Linked DNA regions of Homo sapiens: all the other regions are linked to region 4. Evidence: chromatin contacts called from ENCODE Hi-C or POLR2A ChIA-PET data. All regions are on one chromosome and are shown on one strand. Each heading gives the region's core, a stretch centred on a gene start or an enhancer-like site at or near the end of the contact. The rest is flanking DNA. Distances are from core to core; before and after follow the strand shown. Region 1 holds the start of PKM (pyruvate kinase M1/2). Region 2 holds the start of SENP8 (SUMO peptidase family member, NEDD8 specific). Region 3 holds the start of ST20 (suppressor of tumorigenicity 20). Region 4 holds the start of SIN3A (SIN3 transcription regulator family member A).

Evidence for each region. Hi-C counts contacts between places; a loop is a spot of excess contacts on that map. ChIA-PET counts read pairs that join two places held with the same protein, here RNA polymerase II (POLR2A). Pooled maps may share reads with other maps.
Region 1: a loop to region 4 is called in a pooled map, with 29 times the contacts of the local background. The contact joins the promoter of PKM here to the promoter of SIN3A in region 4. A Hi-C loop is called at or near these places in 4 of 37 single-sample maps with no recorded cell type and 14 of 50 pooled maps. POLR2A ChIA-PET finds 5 or more read pairs at or near these places in 2 of 52 experiments (BJ and WTC11).
Region 2: a map of CD8-positive, alpha-beta T cell shows a loop between it and region 4 (11-fold over the local background). The contact joins the promoter of SENP8 here to the promoter of SIN3A in region 4. A Hi-C loop is called at or near these places in 2 of 168 maps with a recorded cell type or tissue (CD8-positive, alpha-beta T cell and naive thymus-derived CD4-positive, alpha-beta T cell) and 12 of 50 pooled maps. POLR2A ChIA-PET finds 5 or more read pairs at or near these places in 1 of 52 experiments (T-cell).
Region 3: a map of naive thymus-derived CD4-positive, alpha-beta T cell shows a loop between it and region 4 (34-fold over the local background). The contact joins the promoter of ST20 here to the promoter of SIN3A in region 4. A Hi-C loop is called at or near these places in 1 of 168 maps with a recorded cell type or tissue (naive thymus-derived CD4-positive, alpha-beta T cell) and 7 of 50 pooled maps. POLR2A ChIA-PET finds 5 or more read pairs at or near these places in 1 of 52 experiments (naive thymus-derived CD8-positive, alpha-beta T cell).

The regions. Positions count from the first base shown.
Region 1 is chr15:72,228,080-72,232,529 of GRCh38, reverse strand. PKM (pyruvate kinase M1/2) reads left to right here and starts at 1,340. Exons shown (of 11, transcript NM_002654.6): 1 at 1,340-1,414. RefSeq lists silencers at 899-1,398, 1,959-2,468 and an enhancer at 3,851-4,110.
Region 2 is chr15:72,116,364-72,121,508 of GRCh38, reverse strand. SENP8 (SUMO peptidase family member, NEDD8 specific) reads right to left here and starts at 3,106. Exons shown (of 2, transcript NM_145204.4): 1 at 3,045-3,106. It overlaps MYO9A (myosin IXA), which reads left to right and starts at 3,359. Exons shown (of 42, transcript NM_006901.4): 1 at 3,359-3,829. RefSeq lists a silencer at 3,238-4,007 and an enhancer at 4,208-4,417.
Region 3 is chr15:79,920,395-79,925,001 of GRCh38, reverse strand. It overlaps ST20 (suppressor of tumorigenicity 20), which reads left to right and starts at 1,250. Exons shown (of 3, transcript NR_037653.2): 1 at 1,250-1,550. It overlaps ST20-MTHFS (ST20-MTHFS readthrough), which reads left to right and starts at 1,910. Exons shown (of 4, transcript NM_001199760.2): 1 at 1,910-1,963. It overlaps ST20-AS1 (ST20 antisense RNA 1), which reads right to left and starts at 2,231. Exons shown (of 1, transcript NR_028330.1): 1 at 148-2,231. RefSeq lists enhancers at 11-671, 873-922, 1,353-1,532 and silencers at 1,063-1,212, 1,833-1,882, 1,893-1,962, 1,983-2,092.
Region 4 is chr15:75,449,834-75,454,624 of GRCh38, reverse strand. SIN3A (SIN3 transcription regulator family member A) reads left to right here and starts at 2,935. Exons shown (of 21, transcript NM_001145358.2): 1 at 2,935-3,202. RefSeq lists silencers at 1-250, 2,971-3,070, 3,291-3,790 and enhancers at 341-440, 1,520-2,051, 2,281-2,330, 4,041-4,170, 3,598-4,517 and 3 more.

The sequences.
Region 1 (4,450 bases), core at 91-2,590, 3.2 Mb after region 4:
CCTTCTCAACAACTTCATGTTCTTTCACCACCTTAATAATCAAGCATTTCCTTCCCAACAACAACTAAAGGGACCAGGAAAGACTTACAGAAGAAAGTGAAAGATTTTTATCTCACTTCAAACAGAAATTTACTTTTAGGCTGTCACTGTCTCCTCCCAGCTTATCTGAGCTAACAGGAAGCGAATGAAGGCCTGTGATTCAGCTGCAGGCAGCGGGTATGCCTGAGCAGGTCACACCCATTTGGTCTCTTTTGCCAGGAAAATAAAAAAAGAACCTAAGAGAACGGTCTTCACATTTTGAATGCGCAACATTGTATCTGTGAATGAAGGCAAGAGTTAACAGCTGTTTAATTGATAACTGCTCGCATCATTAGTTGCTGGCTAACAACTGGGAAATCAGAAAATGTCTTGTAGAAAAATGTAAGAAAAGTTCCAACAATACTGACTTAAACACGACAAAGGTGAAAACAGAAATGCTGACTCCTGCATAGGTTATCGGCCCTAATGTTCTGACTTGATATTTCCAGATGCCCAGCTCTGCGCTAATATCAACACCGTCTATTTACTTTCTACTCTGAGGCATTCGCTCTGCAGGATTCCAGACCCTACTAAATTATTCACATGGCCCCAACCGGTCCTTCCTTGTTCCGCGGTCCTAACACAATGAATGGTCCTAAGAGGAAAACGGCCTCGCGCTCCCGCTCCAGGCCCACTTCGCAGTCCCTAGTTCTCCCTACTGCCGCTCCAGTGCCAGAGCCCCTCCGAAGGCGGCCAGGACCTCCAACCACGCACAAGTCTGCAGCTCTCCCCAACTTTCCGTTCAGCTCAGTCTCCGAGGGTGCGCCAGAGCAGACACCCGGAGGAGTGGGGAGTGGCAGGGCGGGGCCGGGAGAATGCTGCCCCGGAACCCATAAATCTGGGCCCTGCCCAGGTAGGCCGGGACAGCTGGGGTGGCCTGGGCCGAGAGCCAAGAAAAGACACCCCATCTGGCAGCCCAACTTGGCGGCAACAGGTGGCCCGGCGCCCGGGGGTCTGGGAGGAAAGTCGCTCCGGGGGCGGGCCCCGTTGCCCCGCCGCGTCCCCATTGGTCATCAGGTTTCTTAAAATGTGACTCTGAATCTGTGTCCTTCCGCCGCAGAATTTAGTCCCACCGAAAGGGCAACCTGCCCGCGCGTTCCGCCGCCGCCGCCGCGCTTCCTCCTGAAGGTGACTGCGCCCGCGGGGACGCAGGGGGCGGGGCCCGGGTCGCCCGGAGCCGGGATTGGGCAGAGGGCGGGGCGGCGGAGGGATTGCGGCGGCCCGCAGCGGGATAACCTTGAGGCTGAGGCAGTGGCTCCTTGCACAGCAGCTGCACGCGCCGTGGCTCCGGATCTCTTCGTCTTTGCAGCGTAGCCCGAGTCGGTCAGCGCCGGAGGTGAGCGGTGCAGGAGGCTACGCCATCAGTCCCCACCAAGGGCCAGTCGCCCGGCTAGTGCGGAATCCCGGCGCGCCGGCCGGCCCCGGGCACGCAGGCAGGGCGGCGCAGGATCCAGGGCGTCTGGGATGCAGTGGAGCTCAGAGAGAGGAGAACGGCTCCTCACGCCTGGGGCCTGCTCTTCAGAAGTCCCCAGCGCCGTTCCTTCCAGATCAGGCGGGTCCGCCGGCTCCTTTCCCGCCCCAGCCCTACCCCCTCATTCTGGTCCCATCCTCTTCCTCCTGCCCCAATCCTCAATGCGCCTCCATCCTCGCCTGCCTTCTCTCGGTCCCTCGTGATTGATTCCACCCTTGCTTCCCCTTTCTCCGCGCCGCCTGTTCCGTGCTCGTTTTCCCCTCTTCCTCCTTAAGTCTGGTCCTTCCACCCCCTCCTCTTCAAGCTGTGCGTGTCCCCTGATTCTAATGCTTTCTGTGTAACTCATTGAAACTGCGTTCTGGTTCCCCTCCCGCGTCCATTCTCCATTCATGCGCGACCGCCCTTCCCGCGCCCCAGTTCCCTCTCGCCGCCCCTCCCCCTGCTTGCTGGTCACGTCCGCTCCCCCGCATCCCCTTCCTCGCCTGGCGTGTCCGCTCCCTCCCTCCCTCTCTGCTCTGGTCGCGCCCGCCCACTTGCTCCGGTCTCCGAGCGCGGTCCCACCCCCCTTTTCCATCACCGCCTCCCAGCTCCCAGCAGGCTCGGGCGGTGCTGAGGCCCCGTGTCCGGGGCGGGCGGGCGGAGGGCTGGGCTGGGTGCCCCGCGCGGCGGGCGGGATGCGGCGGCCCGGGGGCAGCTGGAGACTTACGTAACGTTGGCCTGCCCCGCTGCCGGGAGGCAGGGCGGTTGCCCCTGCGGCGCGGTGCCGTCCCCTGTGGCCGGGATTAGATGGGCGGCCTGCGAGGGCCTGGGAATGGCTCGGGGCCCGAGAGCTCGACCGGCCCTTGCCGGGTGGCCGCCAGGGACCACGCTCCATCTCGCCGCGGCCGGGCTGCACGTAGCGGCCGCGCCCAGGGCCCACCCCGCTTCACCGGGCGATGGCCTTGGGCCTCGTAACGGGCGGGATAAACCTCTGCAGGCTTTGCTGGGGCCTCCTGGCCCTCGCCCGTTCCGCGCCTCTCCGGCACGTTTCTTTCTTTTCCTTTCTTTTTTCTTTCTTTTTTTTTTTTTTAATTATCCGGCACATTTTTTAACAAATGCGTCCTGATTGTGGAACGCGGAGGCCGCGGGGTGGGGTGGGGATCTGGTTACGGAGGGGGCAGGAAATCTGTCGCGTTCACTGAACGCAAACGGTGTGGGTCAAGGGCTGTTTGGGGGTCAGAGTTAGAGACCAGGATGACTAGACGAGTCATAGCCCACCGAGCTCACAATCTTAAAATGTATCTCCTGTAATGCTGGGAGTGGGGTACGAGCTTCCTGCTGTGGGAGGGAGGGGGACAGGAAGCCTCGTAAGGTCTCACCAGGTGGCAAGCACACTGGATTAGAAGATGCAGGAAAGCACCTTCCAGTCTGAAGATCATTTAAAGACTCAGTCATGTAAGGGCATCCCTTGGCTTCTTAATCTACGTACTCCAGACCCAGGGCTTGGACCTTTGCTGGTACGGGTTAAAGTGAGGCCGACAGTGAAGGTCCACGTGGAGAGAGACATTGGGAAGTTGTCAAAAAGGCGTTTAGAATCAGGTTTGACTCATTAATTTCCTGAGACTCTGAAGGAGTTCAGCCTCTACACCTCAGTTTCCCCTGGGAAAACTGGGAGTAACATTTTCCTCATGATGGTTGAAAGGATTCATGCTTACGTGGATGTGGCACACTCAGTAAGTGTCTAATCTCTGGCGAAATACCCAGAAGAAAAGCCTGTGACTGAATATATTATTTTTGAGCACAATTACTTAGTCCACAATTGAGCATAAGGGCCTTGATCCATTGTCTTCCTACTGTCCCCAAACGCCTACAGCTAATCGTGAGGAATCAGGCTCTCTGAATAACCACGTGTCTCCTGGAAACCAGTTCCCCAAGGGATCTGGTTTAATATTGACAAAGTAACTGATAATGTAACTTTCCAACTCTCTGCTTGGAGCAGATGCTTTTTGGTCATCTGAGATTGGGACCTGTAGACAAAGGCAGGCAAGGAGGGGCTGAGTTAAGCCTTTGGTGTTCCGCTGTAAGTAGAATACTACCTACCAGAGGAACATTCCAGCCCTTGACTTGCTCTGCCTGCTGGTGAGATTAGGATTGGAGCCAGGGTCAGTAGCCCCCAGTTGGCCGTCTTGAGGGTGTGGCCACTCCCTAGGTCACAGAGGAGATGGAGGTCAGGACTCCCCTGCTGCAGCGTTGTTAGCAAATAATTTGCCCTTTGGTGGCCTGAGGTGCTGTGGGGGCAGGAGTGGGCTGTCTTGTGGGGAAGGGAAATGTAACGTATCACCAAATCTGTGGGGGAGTGGGGCTCTGTGGGGAAGATGACTCAACCTTTCAATTATTCTGCTTTTGAGAGAATTATCTTCGCTGGGTGAGTGGGGAAACTACATTGTGGTTCTTGCAGGCTTAAAAAGTCCCTTCTCCCCTTTCAGTGAGTCAGATAATGAAGCATGCATTTCCCCTAATTAAAAATGCCTCAACTACGGAGCTTGCAGTGAGCCGAGATCGCGCCACTGCACTCCAGCCTGGGCGACAGAGCGAGACTCCTTCTCAAAAAAAAAAAAAAAAAAAGCCACAACTAATTAAAAAATGATTGGTCCGGGTCACCTGGTTCTCTGTACTGCCTTAAGAGCTTAAGTGTAGACTGGCAGAGCCCGGTGCCCAGCTAATGCCGTCTGTGCAGCTTCATTCCTGGCCCTTTTGTAGCGGGCACAGCCGCCTCTCCTGGGACTTGATTAATGATGACTTAAAGAAGGTTCTTGAACTCATTTCTCAGTTACTGACTTGAGCCAAAATGTATGGATGTTGGTCTCCTGTCTAGCACAACTGCTTTCATTTTAAGCATTGCATTAGAAATAATGTTGTATT
Region 2 (5,145 bases), core at 1,857-4,356, 3.3 Mb after region 4:
GATCCTCCTGCCTCAGCCTCCCCAAGTGCTGGGATTACAGGCCTGAGCCACTGCACCTGGCCCAAGATTCCATTTTTCAAAAATTAATTAACTTATTGTTCTAGTCTCTTCATTCCTATCTTCTCTTTTGATAATCTAACCTGCACATTATTCTAGATTTTCAAACAGAACTCTAATCACATTATTCTACTCCAAAAAATTTTAACAACCCTCCATTGTCTACCAAAGTAACTACAAATTACAGCCTGGCATTCAATGATTTCCACAAAAATAGCCCCAATCTACCTTTCCTGATTTATTTTCTGGTATTACTCTCACAGACATATACACCCACAAGCTCAGTCCCTCTGCAGGCCCTGGTTATTAGGAAACAGTGGGATAGTACTGGTTGCTGCCCCAGAGCCAGCCTCTCATCCCAGCAGAGAGGTTGGGAAGTGAACACTGCTTCATCATTTTTCTGAAACACAGATTTGATGTCATGCTCTTGCTTAAAACCATTATACTGAGATATTTTAAAACTTAGGATCCATAGACCAGGATGTGGCTAGAATATCAGGGTTCTGTGAACTTAGACTGGGAAAACAATTGCATCTTTGTTTTCAATAATCAGTAGCTGAAATTTAGCATTTCTTCAATAAGTGTGGACCACAAACTACAATATTAGCACTCTCTTTTTTACCAATAGAAATCTGATATTTTCACATCACATTAAAGTTGCTGCAGGCATTTCAAAATATAATTTATAGTCATCACTACTTAGAAATTATATAATTAGACCTGCTGCCAGATTTTATTTAATGCATAAAGTGCATATATATCACACATTTGTTTTAATATTTTAAAAACTTAACAAAATTAGTTTCCTTTATATTACTACGTATTCTATTTTATATATTTAAGAACATTTTTCTGAGACTGAATCTATAAGGTGGACTGCCAACAAGGTCCACTGGGTAAAAGAGGTTAAGAACCTTTTTTGTACTTATTAATTACTTCTAGTAATATAATCTAAACTCTTCACCATGGAATTCAAGGCTCCTCATAATCTGTTCACACCCACTTTATCATCTTCATCTCTGTCCCACCTCTACTCTCCATACTATGCTCTAGCCATACTAGACAACAATAACTCGTTCTTATCTGGGTCTGATAGACAGGTTTTTGGATTAACCCTAGTTAATAGATAGCAGCCATACACTGTCTTGGTCTTTACCTCATACAGCTTCTCTGCCTGCCAAGTGAATTCTTTGTTTAAAGGCCTGCTTTCCCTAATACGGTAATTTTCCATCCTAATTGAGCTGTATTTTAAATATCTTTATATCTCATTACTAACTTAAATGATAAATAATAGAAAAAGATTCTAAATTGGCAAGGCACTGTATGTAGTAATCTCTATGAGAGTGGATGTTGGTCTTTGCATCTCATAAATTGGCTTAGCTCTGGATGTTGGTCTCTGCATCTCATAAATTGGCTTAGCTCTGATCATTTTGGGGACAGAAGTGGGGATGGCCTTTGAGCTTTAAGGCTGGAGACAACAGCTGACCAATCCTGGACGGAAGGGAACGGGAGAGCAAAGAGACAAGTAACTAATTTGGACCTGATAAACACTGAGGAATGAACAGTGCTGAAGAGAAAGGCAAGAGTGGCTCCTTCTCCCATTTCCCAGACCAGTTATTCCAAACATAACGCCGCTCAAGTTTCTCATTCCATCTCCAAGCCTCTCTGTAGTTAAATGACCTCCATCTTTTTTTTCTGGGGGCGGGGACGGAGTCTCGCTCTGTCACCCAGGCTGGAGTGCAGTGGCGCGATCTTGGCTCACTGCAAGCTCCGCCTTCCGGGTTCATGCCATTCTCCTGCCTTGGCCTCCCGAGTAGCTGGGACTACAGGCGCCTGCTACCACGCCCGGCTAATTTTTTGTATATTTAGTAGAGACGAGGTTTCACCATGTTGGCCTGGATGGTCTCGATCTCTTGACCTCGTGATCCACCCGCCTCGGCCTCCCAAAGTGCTGGGATTACAGGCGTGAGCCACCGCGCCCGGCTAAATGACCTCCATCTTAATGTTACAGAGCCAACTGTCTCAACTTCCTTCTCTCTAGTTTAGTGAGTCTCAATCTTTAGCATTAGAGTCACCTGTGGAGCTTTAAAACAGTAATGACACCTGGCACAACCCAGAATTTAATTGGTCTAGAGTGGGGCAACAGTATTGGTTTTATTTAACAAAAAGTTTCCCAGGTGATTCAAATGCACATACAAGGTTGCGTTCCACTAGTGATCTTGATCTTATAAATTAGCCTCCCTCACCCTCGAAGAGGCCACTTCTCGGTTTCATGGTACGCTTTTGAGTCTTCTACCTAAACAGAAAACATTCCTGAGGGCCATATTCTCGTTCCTCATTTCTCTAACTTTATAACGATGCTTCTTTAAAGGGAAGTCTACACTAGTACGGTTTCCATCAGGTTTATTTTACTTCTTTTTTCTCTTTCAGACCACCACTGTCACATGCTCTTGCGCCCGTTATTCTGCTTTTACCTCCTTTCGTATTTCTTTGACCAGGTACTGGATTACTAGTCTTTTAACACAGTCCTCTAAAAGTGACCCAAAAGTCACCCTGGAAAGGGCTTCCTCACGTTATCCTCCTACACAACCTGGGACCCCTCTTCTGTGCGCAGACAGCATCCCGTGCATTTTTCTCTATTGTCACTTTATTGTACTACCACTGCGGATTCTCTCACGGTCTCCTATACAAAAGCACTTCAAAAAGCTGACACCACTTAATTCGCCTCTGACATTCTGGAACCCAAGGCATGGAAACCACTCAGTGAAAAGTCTGAGAAATGAATGGAAACGGAGGTCGGGGCGGGGACAATGGAGGGGGCAGTGGGTGGAGAGAGCGTGCGTGTTTGAAAAGGGGCGGGGGCTATGACCGGCGGCGCTGAGAATCCAGGTCCAGAATCGGGAGGGAGCACGGATACGCCAGAATCTGAGTGGGTGGGAGAGCGATCCACTGCCGAGACAAACCGAAGTGGGGAGGAGGCTTCTTACCTGCCTCGGGCCTCACCACCCCAACCAGCCTTCAGGCACCTCTGTGTTGGCCGGAAAGCGACAGCTACGGTCGCAAACTCAGAGGTTTCGTCCCCAACCTTGCGACATCCCTTTCCAGTACAGGGAGAATCTAAAGCTGAGTTCCCTGCTCTGCCGTAAGGTGAAGAAGAAAAAATTTGGGCGGGGCCGCCTGGGGCGTAGGAAAGGGGGCGTGTCTGCGCAAGCGCACGCTGTACTCTCCAGTGGCGTCACGTGCGGGGGCGGGACAGGGCGGGGCCGACCCGTGCTGGCAGTAGGGGGCGTGGGAGGTAAGTGCGCGCGCGCCTGCTCGCCTGCAGCCGGGGAGTCGCGCGGGGCGGGGCCGCGTGCGCGGGGTCGGGGGCGCGCGACCGAAGCGGATAAGGGACGCGGCGGCGGTTGGCTGTGTCTGTTGAGAGAGTACAGGACAGCCCGGACTGCGAGAGGCGGCGGCGGAGGCAGTAGTTGCACCGGCAGAGGCGGCCGCTGGCAGCGGTTGAGGCGGCGGTCCAACGCGTGCTCTCTGGGCGGGGTGCGGCGGGGGATGTGCCTGCTCAGGCCGGGCGGAGTCTCTCTGACAGGGCGGGGGATGCGCCGCGGCCGCTCGCCCGGACCCTGAGGCTGCTGGGCCCACCCTCCCGGAACCGTCCGACCCTCGGTGGCCTCGGCCTCTTCTGCCATCTCCGGTCCTACCCTGGGGCGGAGGGTGGAAGGCAGCTTCCGTCGAAGAGGAGGGGGCTGCGGTGGCCACCGCGGCGGAGCCCGAGGTAAGACCCGCCCAAGCGCCCAGCGGCCCTGCAGCCCGTCCTGGCCCACGTCTCAGCCTCGCTATTTGGCTCCGGTCGGGCCGCCCCGCCCCGTCCCAGCGGAGACGCCCCGCGAGCGGGTCTGCGCCGAGCCTCCCAAACACCAGATCACGGCCCCGGATCCCCAGTAGACCCCACCCCCTGTATCTTCCATTGGCCGGGCACCATTCCGGCCCTCCAGCCTCCCCGGAGATTCTGTCACGGTCCCCCCAACCCAGCAGACCCCATTAGTACCCCTCAGAGTCCCTTAGGACTCTTAATGGAGCTTCTAGACTACGTTACATCCTCCCTTGGGCTGACGTGATTACAGTTCTCAGGCAAAGTCTCGACCGCCCCCTAACCCATTGCGTCCCCCATGTGCCCCTCGCCCTACTCTTCTTAGTAGAACCCCTCCCAGCTCGCTCATCACCAAGCCGACTAGCACTAACCCTAGCCATCACGGCTTTCAGATAGCCGCTGTCATGGTGTTCTTACTCCCGGTAGATGTGGTGTCAGTCCCTCTAGACACCGTCACAGACTTTGGCTTCTCTCCCACCACCGACTGTAGCCTCTCTCAACAGACCTCTCCTCAAGCAAACCTTGTTATCTTTCTCCTTAGTCGCGATCCTTTCTTTGGTTGAAAGGGCTTTGCCATGAAATCCTGAGGGAATATTTGCTTAGCCTAATGTATTCCCTCCATTGTGGCTTAAGGGGACCGACCGAGACCCATGTTTGGAGGGGTTGGGCTGAAAAAAGTGGGAGGCAGAGTGAAGTTATGGAAGCATGAGGCCAGTTGTGTGTGTGCCATTATAAGGTCACAGAGCCTGCACCTCGTCTTGTCTGTTCTGTGTAGAACGTGTGAGGTTGTCCAGCACTGATGTTTTAGGGACCTCTGTAAGGATTAAATCACGTTGCACTAGTGGATATAACTATGTCGTCTTGTAGTATTACTTCACCTCCTTGTCGATTGCTGCAGATACTAGAACTGTTTCTTATTTTTATTTTTAAAGGATACTAGGGGACTTTTTTTGGATTCACTGTTTTTTGGATTTGCTAGAAAAATAAGATTTGTAGCATTCCTTAATCCCTGAATGCTTCGATGTCGGTTTAATAATAAACTTCTGTTGCCTGGTGCTGCTGTCTTGCTTCTCCAAGAAGCAAGTACAGAAATCATGCAGTGTTCACTGAGGTCATTACCAACAACAGCCTTCTCAATAGCAGTAAAATGTTGAATAAAATGTTTGTAGAAGTTGAGCTCCTGAGTTGTCAAGAAAGAAATGTAATGTTGCATCAAATGA
Region 3 (4,607 bases), core at 1-2,500, 4.5 Mb before region 4:
AGCCAAAGCAGCGCACAATTGACATCTGAAGCCCAATGAATGTGATCAAAACAAAGCACTTAAATTTTGTTTGGATTTGCTGCCACTAGTACACATCGTAAAGGCAGATTTTCACACTCATACAATTTTCTGCATTCTTCAGTATCTGTCAGCGTGTTCAAATACTTTTAATACACAACTTTTAATACACAAGACACACTTTGGAAAACTTTTTCCGAAGAAAATGATCCAAAGAGCAGAATGTGAGTCAATAAACGGAGAAAGGCAAGCAGCGGTTTTCCATCTTCTGCGCCAGTGTGCTGTAAACTTTTAAGTCCGGAAAACTATGTTTTAACCGATGAGATAATGCCTTTCAAAGTGATTAGCACGACCGGGCGCGCGGTGGCTGACGCCAGTAATCCCAGCACTTTTGAGTGGCTGAGGTGAGCGGATCACCCTGAGGTCAGGGTCGAGACCAGCCTGGCCAAAATGGCGAAACCCCGTCTCTACTAAAATACAAAAATCAGCGAGGCGTGGTGGCGCCCGCCTGTAATCCCAGTTACTCGGGAGGCTGAGGCAGGAGAATCGCTTTAAACCGGGAGGCGGAGGTTGCAGAGCCAAGATCGGGCCATTGCACTCCAGCCTCGGTGACAAAATATAATAATAATAAAATTAAAAAGGGCTTAGCATAGTATCTGGCCAGTAAGAAGAAATTATGATTATTATTTTGACCTTAGACCTCTCTTAACTGTCTGAAATTCGGGTTTCTTAAAGGACACAGGCGGTCTCTGAGGCTCCCGCCAGCGGAAACAATCTCCCATTAAAATAGGCATCGGTTAAATATTTGCTGAACAAAGTAAACTACGTCTCCCCGAATCCCATTGAGCGCCTACTCGAGATCCGGACCGGAGCCGGGCAGGACGGGCCCGTCGGTCCCACACGCCGTATAAGTGGGTGGAGAATACCCCACACGCCCAGACCAATAGGCGGGGTGAACGAGGACCGTGTTCACCAACTCAGCCCGGCTCGCGGAATGCCTTCTGTTCGCCTCCGGGCTTGCAGTGGCTTTCCGTCGCAGGTCAGGCCGCGTTCCACTTCCGCCGGCAGTCCAGACACGCCCCTCCGGGTCCAATCCCCGCCCCTCACACACCTGGCCCCGCCCCGTCGGGAGCTCGGCGGTCCTCTCTGCGCTAGGTCTTCTTAGCGCCCGACGGGGCCACGCCCATCCCCGACGCTCTGAGGTCACCTACAGGGCCGACCCTCGGTGGGCGGAGGGACGGAGGGAAGATGGCTGCAGAGACCGGATATTGGCGCTGCCTCCCCGAATCCCGGACCTGCGCTGAGGAGGCGGTTCATCTGTGGCCAGCGGTGCTTCGGGACCCGCGCTGGGGGAACCCTGGCGACGGGGCCTGGCCCTGCTATATGCGGGGGCCTCGGCTGGAGTGAGCGGCGTGGACGCCTCTTTCCTCCGGCTCTTCCCTTGTTGCTGCGAGAGCGAGAGGGCCGCGGGCGGCGGAGGCAGCGGGGCCGGGATGGAGGACGTTAACTCTAACGTGAACGCGGACCAGGAGGTGCGGAAGCTGCAGGTGCCGGTGAAGAAGCTGGGGAAGCAGCACGAACAGCCGAGGAGCCGCTCGCGCTGTGCTGGGCCCCGGCTCCATCGCGGTTCGCCGGCTCCTCCACTCCCTCCTACGGCGCGGGGTCCCCTCGGGGCTTCCCCTTGGGTCTCAGCGCAAAGTCGGGCGGCGGGGCCGGATGGACCCGAGGCGGACGAATAACGAGGAGCTGCGAGACGCCACCTTCTTGCTGGCGGCGGGGGAGGGCGGCTTGCTAGACGACCTGGAGCGTCTGTCAGGCTAGGAGGAGGGGGAGGAGAGCTGGTGAGCGCCGGGCGCCGGGCGGGGCTGGGCGGGGACGCCCCGGTGGCGGAGGACGTCCCGGAGGATCCCTCTGGTCGGGCGCCTGGCTTTGTGTAGCCAGCCAGGTCCGCTCTCGGCGGGTACTCGTGGTCTTGCTCTGGCAGAGGGGAGGTCAGTTGGAGTTGGGGGTTCGAGGCTTGCAAGTACAGGGCTTGTAGCTCCTTCTCTGGATTGTGGACCCTCTGGGTGCTGGGCCCTATTGGGGTTGGTGGGTTGGTTGGATCCAGAAGGGCTGTTCGCCGTGGGGAGGAGTCGGAGGTGGGAAACTGCTTTGTAGGCAGGGATTCTGCTTTGTATAGGAGACCAGCTTTCGGATGCTGGTCTGGGCATTTTGGATGTTGGGGAGGGGTTTGGCTTGATGAGGTATCACCAAGTTCGGGGGGTGCAGACCAAAGTCGCCGACGTCTATGCAGCGGTTGGTGTTTGGGATCAATTTCTAGCGTGGATGGGGAGACCATGTGGATCAGCACTCCCCTTTAGGTAGTGGGGTAAAGCTTGCTCTGTGTGAAGAGGTCAGAGGATGGTGGTGTTTTGTGTGAAGAATCAAGGGTGAAACAAGAGCCCTGGCTCTGATATTTTAAAACAAGAATTGAGTCTGGCATTTTGCAGAGCTCTGAATTGACATTTATCACATCTATCCTTCATTTCCATGTCCTCCTATGGGCAGAAAAGAGTCCTATTTTAATACCTAAACCAAAGCTGTATTGTCATAAGCCACTTCTTGATGAAATTGTGACACACACCTTAATATCACTTTCATAAATAGGAAATGGGAGGCTTTTCTCCTCATTTTATTATAAAGATGTCTGTGGGAAATTCTCTTAATTCATCCTCTTTAAAATTTTACCTTTTAGCTAAAATGTCTCTGTTGAAATTCAAATTTCTAACTTAGTGAAATCGAAATCATTCATAGACTGTAGTATTGCAGGGCTCGAACTGTGCAGTGTTCTGAGGTAGTTAAGAGCTTTGCTGGATTCAGGCCCTGGGTTTGCCCAGGCCTGTATGACCTTGAGCAAGTTATTCTGAGCTTCACTTTCTTCCTCTATGATGGAGAAAATAATGATAGCACTTACCTCTATAGAGTTATGAAAATTTAGTAAGATAATCCATGTATGCATTTAGCACTGTTGAGATCTTGGCTTACTGCAAGCTCCGCCTCCTGGGTTCACACCGTTCTCCTGCCTCAGCCTCCCGAGTAGTTGGGACTACAGGCACTGGCCACCACTCCCTGCTAATTTTTTGTTTTCGTATTTTTAGAAGAGACGGGTTTCACCGTGTTAGCCAGGATGGCCTCGATCTGACCTCGTGATCCTCCCGCCTCGGCCTTCCAAAGAGCTGGGATTACAGGCATGAGCCACCATGCCCAGCCTATTACTCTTAAGCCTAGTTATTTAAATCAAACATTTAGTGAGCTCTTACATGATGTTATAGGAGACTCTGAAGATTCTCAACTGTTGATTCCTGTTCATAAGGCAGTTATAGTCTTGTTGAGAACTAAGTTTTATGCAGATAAATAAACTAGAAAGTGTATGGTGAATTGCCGAAAGAGAGAACAAAAGTACTGTCAGTGCGCAGTAACTGGGAAGAAAACAGTAGTCCAAAGTAGAGGGGCCAAACTTTGAGGAGGAGGCTTTGGAGTCTGGAAGTGAGGAAAGAGTGGGAAGGGCATTTTATGCTCTGACAGCTACAAGAGCAGAGTCAGAGATATTTGTAACTCCCAGTTAGGAGATTTGAATAACAGAAGTACTCTTGAGTATATGGTGACAAACCTTTATTTTTTATTTACTATTTTTTTTTTTTTTTGAGACGGAGTCTCGCTCTGTTGCCCTGGCTGGAGTGCAGTGGCATGATCTCAGCTCACTGCAACCTCCGCCTCCCAGGTTCAAGCAATTCTTCTGCCCCAGCCTCCCAAGTAGCTGGGACTGCAGGTGCCCACCCCCATGCCCAGCTAATTTTTGTGTTTTTAGTAGAGATGGAGTTTCACCATACTGGCCAGGCTGGTCTCGAACTCCAGACCTCGTGATCTGCCCGCCTTGGCCTCCCAAAGTGCTGCGTGAGCCACCGCACCCAGCCGACAAACCTTTATTACCAGGTGATATCAAATATTATTAGAGCTGACTGTGGTAGTGACAGTTTTTCATATAAATGAAATTGCATCCTCCCAAAGGAATCCTGAGTATGTATGCACTTTAAAAGAACCCAGAATCATCTAAATATTGTCACATGGCTCTTGCAAGTGATGATAATAGTGATGCTTATAATAATGAGGATTAGCTGCACTCATCAGCCTGTAGAAAGTAAAAAGTTTCCTTTTCGAAATTTCCTTTCTTGTTAAAGAATAAATCATAAGTGTTAGAAATAATAGTTTCTTTTAAAGACTAACTTCCTTCAAGCCTCCTCTGCTCTGTGCTAATGACTCTTCATTAAGCCCTATCCTATGTAGCTGTTAGATATAAGGGAATAAGTATATTCTATGTCCTTGTACTTTAACCAAGATATTTGTGCTGGACATGCTCACAGGCACGTTCCAGCTTGCAGCCTATGCCCCTTCCTTATTTGGAAATATTATTACTTTTCTAAGTCTTTTTGCAAGCAACTTCTTCTTTTCCTTTGTTCTCTATTGCCTTTCCCTATATAGGAAAGTTTTAAGTTATTAGCCAGTCGGGTTTAATTTAAATTGTGAGGTCCAGCTCCAGCCAATGGAGACAG
Region 4 (4,791 bases), core at 1,686-4,185:
GGAAAACAGTCTCCACGCTCGGAATCGGGAAAAGGAAATGCATCAGCGGGCGGGGAGGGGCGCGGGGGGCGCGCCTGTCAGCCGGGATGGCGGCCGCGGGCGGGTAGGCGGGGCGCCGGCGGGAACCGTCCCGGCCGGGCGGGGCGACGCCGGGAGAGGCGGCGCAGGGGCCCAGTCCACCGAGCGCCGGGCGGCCCTTGCCTGCACTCCTCGGCCCAGACTGTTTACTATCTACTCCGCCGGCGGCTTGTGCAACCCGCCTGCAGGGGAGCTGAGGGGCGGACCCCTTTCCTCTCTCCCACCCACCTCCGGCTCTCCCGGAGGCCCCGCCTTCTCTTGTCTTCCACTGGCTAGGCGAGACTCCCTTTTTTTCTCCTTCTTGGATGTGGATTGGATGACATTCTCCCGAGCTCCGCCTATCGGGAGGCCGGGCTGGAGTTTAAGTTGCTAGGATTTTTTTTTCGCGGAGGGAGGAGGGACGGTTCTTGCGGATGACGTGAGGCGCAAGGTCCCGCCCCCGCCTCTGATTGGTGGGGCGGGTAGCCCGGCCTCCTCCGGCGGAGAGAGCTGGGAGGGGAAGTCCACCCTTGCTCCCCGCCTCCCTCCGCTCTTGAGCGCGCTCCGCACATGTGTGAGGCCCGCCTAGCTCCTTCGAACTGCCCTCCCGCCCGGAAGTCCTAGGCTCGGCGCCCTTGGCGAGGGGGGCGGGGAGAGCCGAGAAGCCACACAAAGGTTCCACCGAGGCTCGAGACCTAGTAGCCTTCGGGGTGAAGCCAGGGGATTACAGTGCGGAGTGGATTTCGGGAGCGAAACTCCGGAGGTTCTGCTGGGTTTGAGATCTGCCTTTCGGGGCCGGGGCCAAGTACTAAAGTTCTAACCCTGTCGCTTGGCTATTTCCGTGCCCCTTGACTTCCCTGAGCTTAAGCTCGAGAACTCTGCAGACGCTGCAAGTGTCTGTTCTTTCCTAGGCATGGCAGCGGCTGTCCTTAGTTGGCTGTATCTGAGACTCTGACAACCTAGTGCCCTGGCCTGGGGCCCTTAGGCGAGATCTTAGCGCAGGTGGTACCCTGTGTTCACGGGAAGTCGTGGGCGGCCTAATGCTGGCTTGGGTTCTGAGTAGTTCTTGATACCATGGTGGGAATGCCCTGTGGTACTCAGTCTAGTGGTGGAAGGCGGCGCAAAGTTAAAAGTAGCCGTGGGTCAGTTCTGCTGGAGTGCCGCTTCCTCCTAACCTCCGAGCAGTTTGGCCCTGGGGTCGCTTCGTTGGTCTGACTTATTTTTAGAGCTCTGTCCTGGGGCAGGGCTTGGCTACTGGCGAGGCTGCTCCCACCTGTCGGCTACCCTTGGAGTTCACAATTCGCTGCTGTGGTTTCGCGGCTCGAAGCCATCGCTGGAGTCAGGCCCACCTGCTGCCAGAGCTCGTTCCTGGCCGTTTCCGCTGGATTGCAGAGGGAGGACAGTGTTGGACCTAGGCGTGGGTTCCCTGGGCGTGTCCCTTGGGGTCTTAGCTCTCTGGGAGGAGGGTTCTACTTATTCGGGAGAGCGGTAACAACGTAATCCCGTCACCTCTCCTGGCGCTGAGAGAGCGCCCCCCAAAGTAAGATCAGCGTCAGGCCCACGCCCTATTTGGTGAATAAATAAAAGCAAACTAGGAATTGAAAGCACTTTGTCTCACTGTGTGTTCGAGGCACTGTTACCTACACAGAGAGGGCACAGGAACTGCTATTAACACTCCCGGCCAAGGAGAAGGTGAACAGCCGTTATCTTATGTCCCCAACTACGGAAATTTTATCCATTCTCTGAGTGTGGCATGTCCCCAATGTTAATTTATGCCGTGGCCTGTTTTGGTGTTTTCCTCTCCTTTCTCAGTTCTGAGGATGCCTCCAGATCCACCCGGGAGATCGTGAGTACCTTGTGCCTCACGCTCCGCCTTCCGGAGGCTTGCCAGGGCGGTGGCTGTTAGAGCCCGCCTCTCTTTTGGTTATCTCCGCCCTCTTAGGACTGCATATTCAGCTCTAGGGAGTTTACTTCTCCGCCTAGGTCTCCAGACCTTAGTTCTGTACTCTACTTGGCTGAAAGGAGTTGCCAGCTGCTCCGGATATTTGTGTTTACAAGGACGCAGTGTGTAGAATGTAAACTGTAAAGATAACTGGACGGAAGGATGAGTTCTCATTCTCTCATTTTTTTTGTGAGGGAGTCCTCCATGGTGGGCTGCCTTTCCTTCAAATCCTAGGATGTGGAGTCTCCGCTGATGAGCTCCGCTCCCCCTCCTATCTCGGGCCCTGGAACTCCGAGCTTCAGTCTCTAGTGTAAACATTCCACAAAAGGACTGCTAAGGTTCAGCCTCCTCGCGCAGGGTGGAATTAGCTCCTTCCTAGACGGGCGCCCTGGCCAATGGAGGGTCCTACCAGCGCCAAGATATCCAATCCGACTCTTGGGGCGGGGCCTGGCCCGGCAGTGCGGTAGGCGGAGCCTGTTTCACTTACAGACATTTTACCCCACATCGGTTACTTACCTTACTGGGGCGGTGGGAGAGCCAGGGGTAGCCTTCCAATGCGATGACCAGCGGAGGCGGGAGCCAACTTGTTAGGCCTGTGGCTGAGACGCTGCAGGGCGGGTTATGTGGTGTCCTCCAATGAGACAGGAAGAGCTTCCCTGCTTCCTCCAATAGTGTTGGGGCTCGGGGGTGGGCTTCAGCAGTCCGTCTCCAATAGGCGGGGTTGAGTTAGGGAAGCTCCCCGCCAATAGGGGCGTGGAGAAGGAGAGCGGCTCCCCCTCCCCTACCAGTCGAGGGGGAAGGGGCGGGAAAATCATAAGACAGGCCTCGGTGGTTGGCTGAGTCTTTGACGGGCGGGTATTGCGTCCTGTATTGGAACGAAGCTGAGTCTTCCCTCTGCGGGGCGGGGTCGGGGGAGTGGGCGGGATTTCCCGGGTAACAGAGAAGCGGCCGCGGCGGTAGAGGCGGCGGAGACGGTTTCTCCATCTTCCCCCCTCCCCTTCCCCCCTCGGAGTTTCCCTCCCTCCCTCCCTCCCTCCTTCCCAGTCTGGGCACCGGAGCCTGTGACCGCTTCGTTAGTGGAGAGGTAGCTGGCAGTCCGCTTCGGCGGGCCTGTGCCCCGCGCCGTTCTCGGGGCCTCCCTGCTGAGCTCGCGGCTCACGCTGAGAGGGACACGCAGTGACGAGCGGCCGAAGCAGCTTTGCGGTGAGAGCACGCTGGGCCGGGGGCCGGGCGGGAGCCTGGTGGCGGGTAACGCCGGACTCGAGGGTGTGTATTTTGGGGGGGGGGGGCTGACCTCCTCGGCTTCCCGTAGAGCAGACGGGCGGGAGGTGTGTGGTTGTGTGAGGGGGGTGGGGGGCGGAGCGGGGTAGCTCTCCGCGCGGGAGGGGGAGGAGAGCGTAGTCCCGGTGCGCGCGGAGGGGGGCGGGCTCTCGCGCCGCCGCTCAGAGGCGGGGCCGGCGCGCGCGTGCGATTGTGGAGAAAGGGGCGGGGCCGGCTTCGCGCTGAGTGCAGTTTGCGGCCGACCACCCCCTCCCCTCCTCCTGGGGTGGGCGGGGCCTCGGGCTGGCGGCCGCGCTCTGGCCTGCTGGGGTCGGGGAGGGGTAGGGGGGGGTCTCCCGCGTGTAGATTCAGGGCGCGGCAGGGAGGGGGCGTGAAGTCTGAGTTCCTCCGCCTTCTTGGGATCCGGTTGGCCGGAGGGGCCGTACTGATCCGTGATGCCACTCCCCTTGGCCGTCCCCCCCTGCACCCCGCCCAGGCCCCGGGTTTCCGCCTCCTTGGCAATGAGGAGGTGCTAGGGAAAGCCCGCTGTCGGGTCTGGCTGGGAGTCTCGGCGCCTAGATCTGCCCCGCCCTATGTCTCCGTGGGGAGGGAGGGGCACCCGCCGACTGGGAGCTGTGGAGGTGTCAGGACTTACTCTTGTGGCTGGGTCATGCCTTCTGCCTGGGGGCACAAGGGCCCTGTGCCGGAGCTGCTTTCTCCGCTTTGCTCCATGCAGCGTGTCTGGCACCGTGCAGCCAGGAGAGTGGGAGCATGGTCACCCCCACTCCCCTCTTGGTTGTAACTATTGGGGCGAAGTGCCCAAGGTCCTCTTGTAGGAGCGTGCGTGGCTGGTGCTGGAACCCTAGATCCGCGGTGGTGATGGTAGGGGAGGGGCAGGGAGTCATCAGAGACTAGAAATGTGGCGGAGGGAAAACCTTCCCTGGGGTTCCCTTGATGTTCAGTTACCGTGGCTGTACGGGGCGGGGCTTCCTTTGAGCCAATGGGTGGTGGGTAGTAGACTTGGCGTCTGTTTCGGTGCGTTAGGACTTTAAACGAAGTTAGCCTTGAAAAGGCAGTGGAAGCTCCTCCTCTTTACAAGGCTGAGATTTATAACAGGAAAGTTTGGATTTACATTTTAATCTCAAAACTGGTCTGTTTATAAAGTAGGGTTTGTTTTTTTTTTTTAAGAACTCAGACTTTGAATAAAATACTCCGATATCTCTGACAGTTGTATTTTTGAATGCTTTCATTGTGCACATGGTTCTGCTATATAAACTTAGTTTCCTGGACGGGCGCGGTGGCTCATGCCTGTAATCCTAGCACTTTGGGAGGCCGAGGCAGGTGGATCACTTGAGGTCAGGAGTTCGAGACCAGCCAGGCTTACATGGCGAAACCCTGTTTCTACTAAAAATACAAAAAAAAGCTGGGCGTGGTGGCAAGCGCCTGTAATCCCAGCTACTGGGGAGGCTGAGGCAGGAGAATCACTTGAACCCGGGAGGCGAGGGTGCAGTGAGCCGAGATGGTGCCATTGC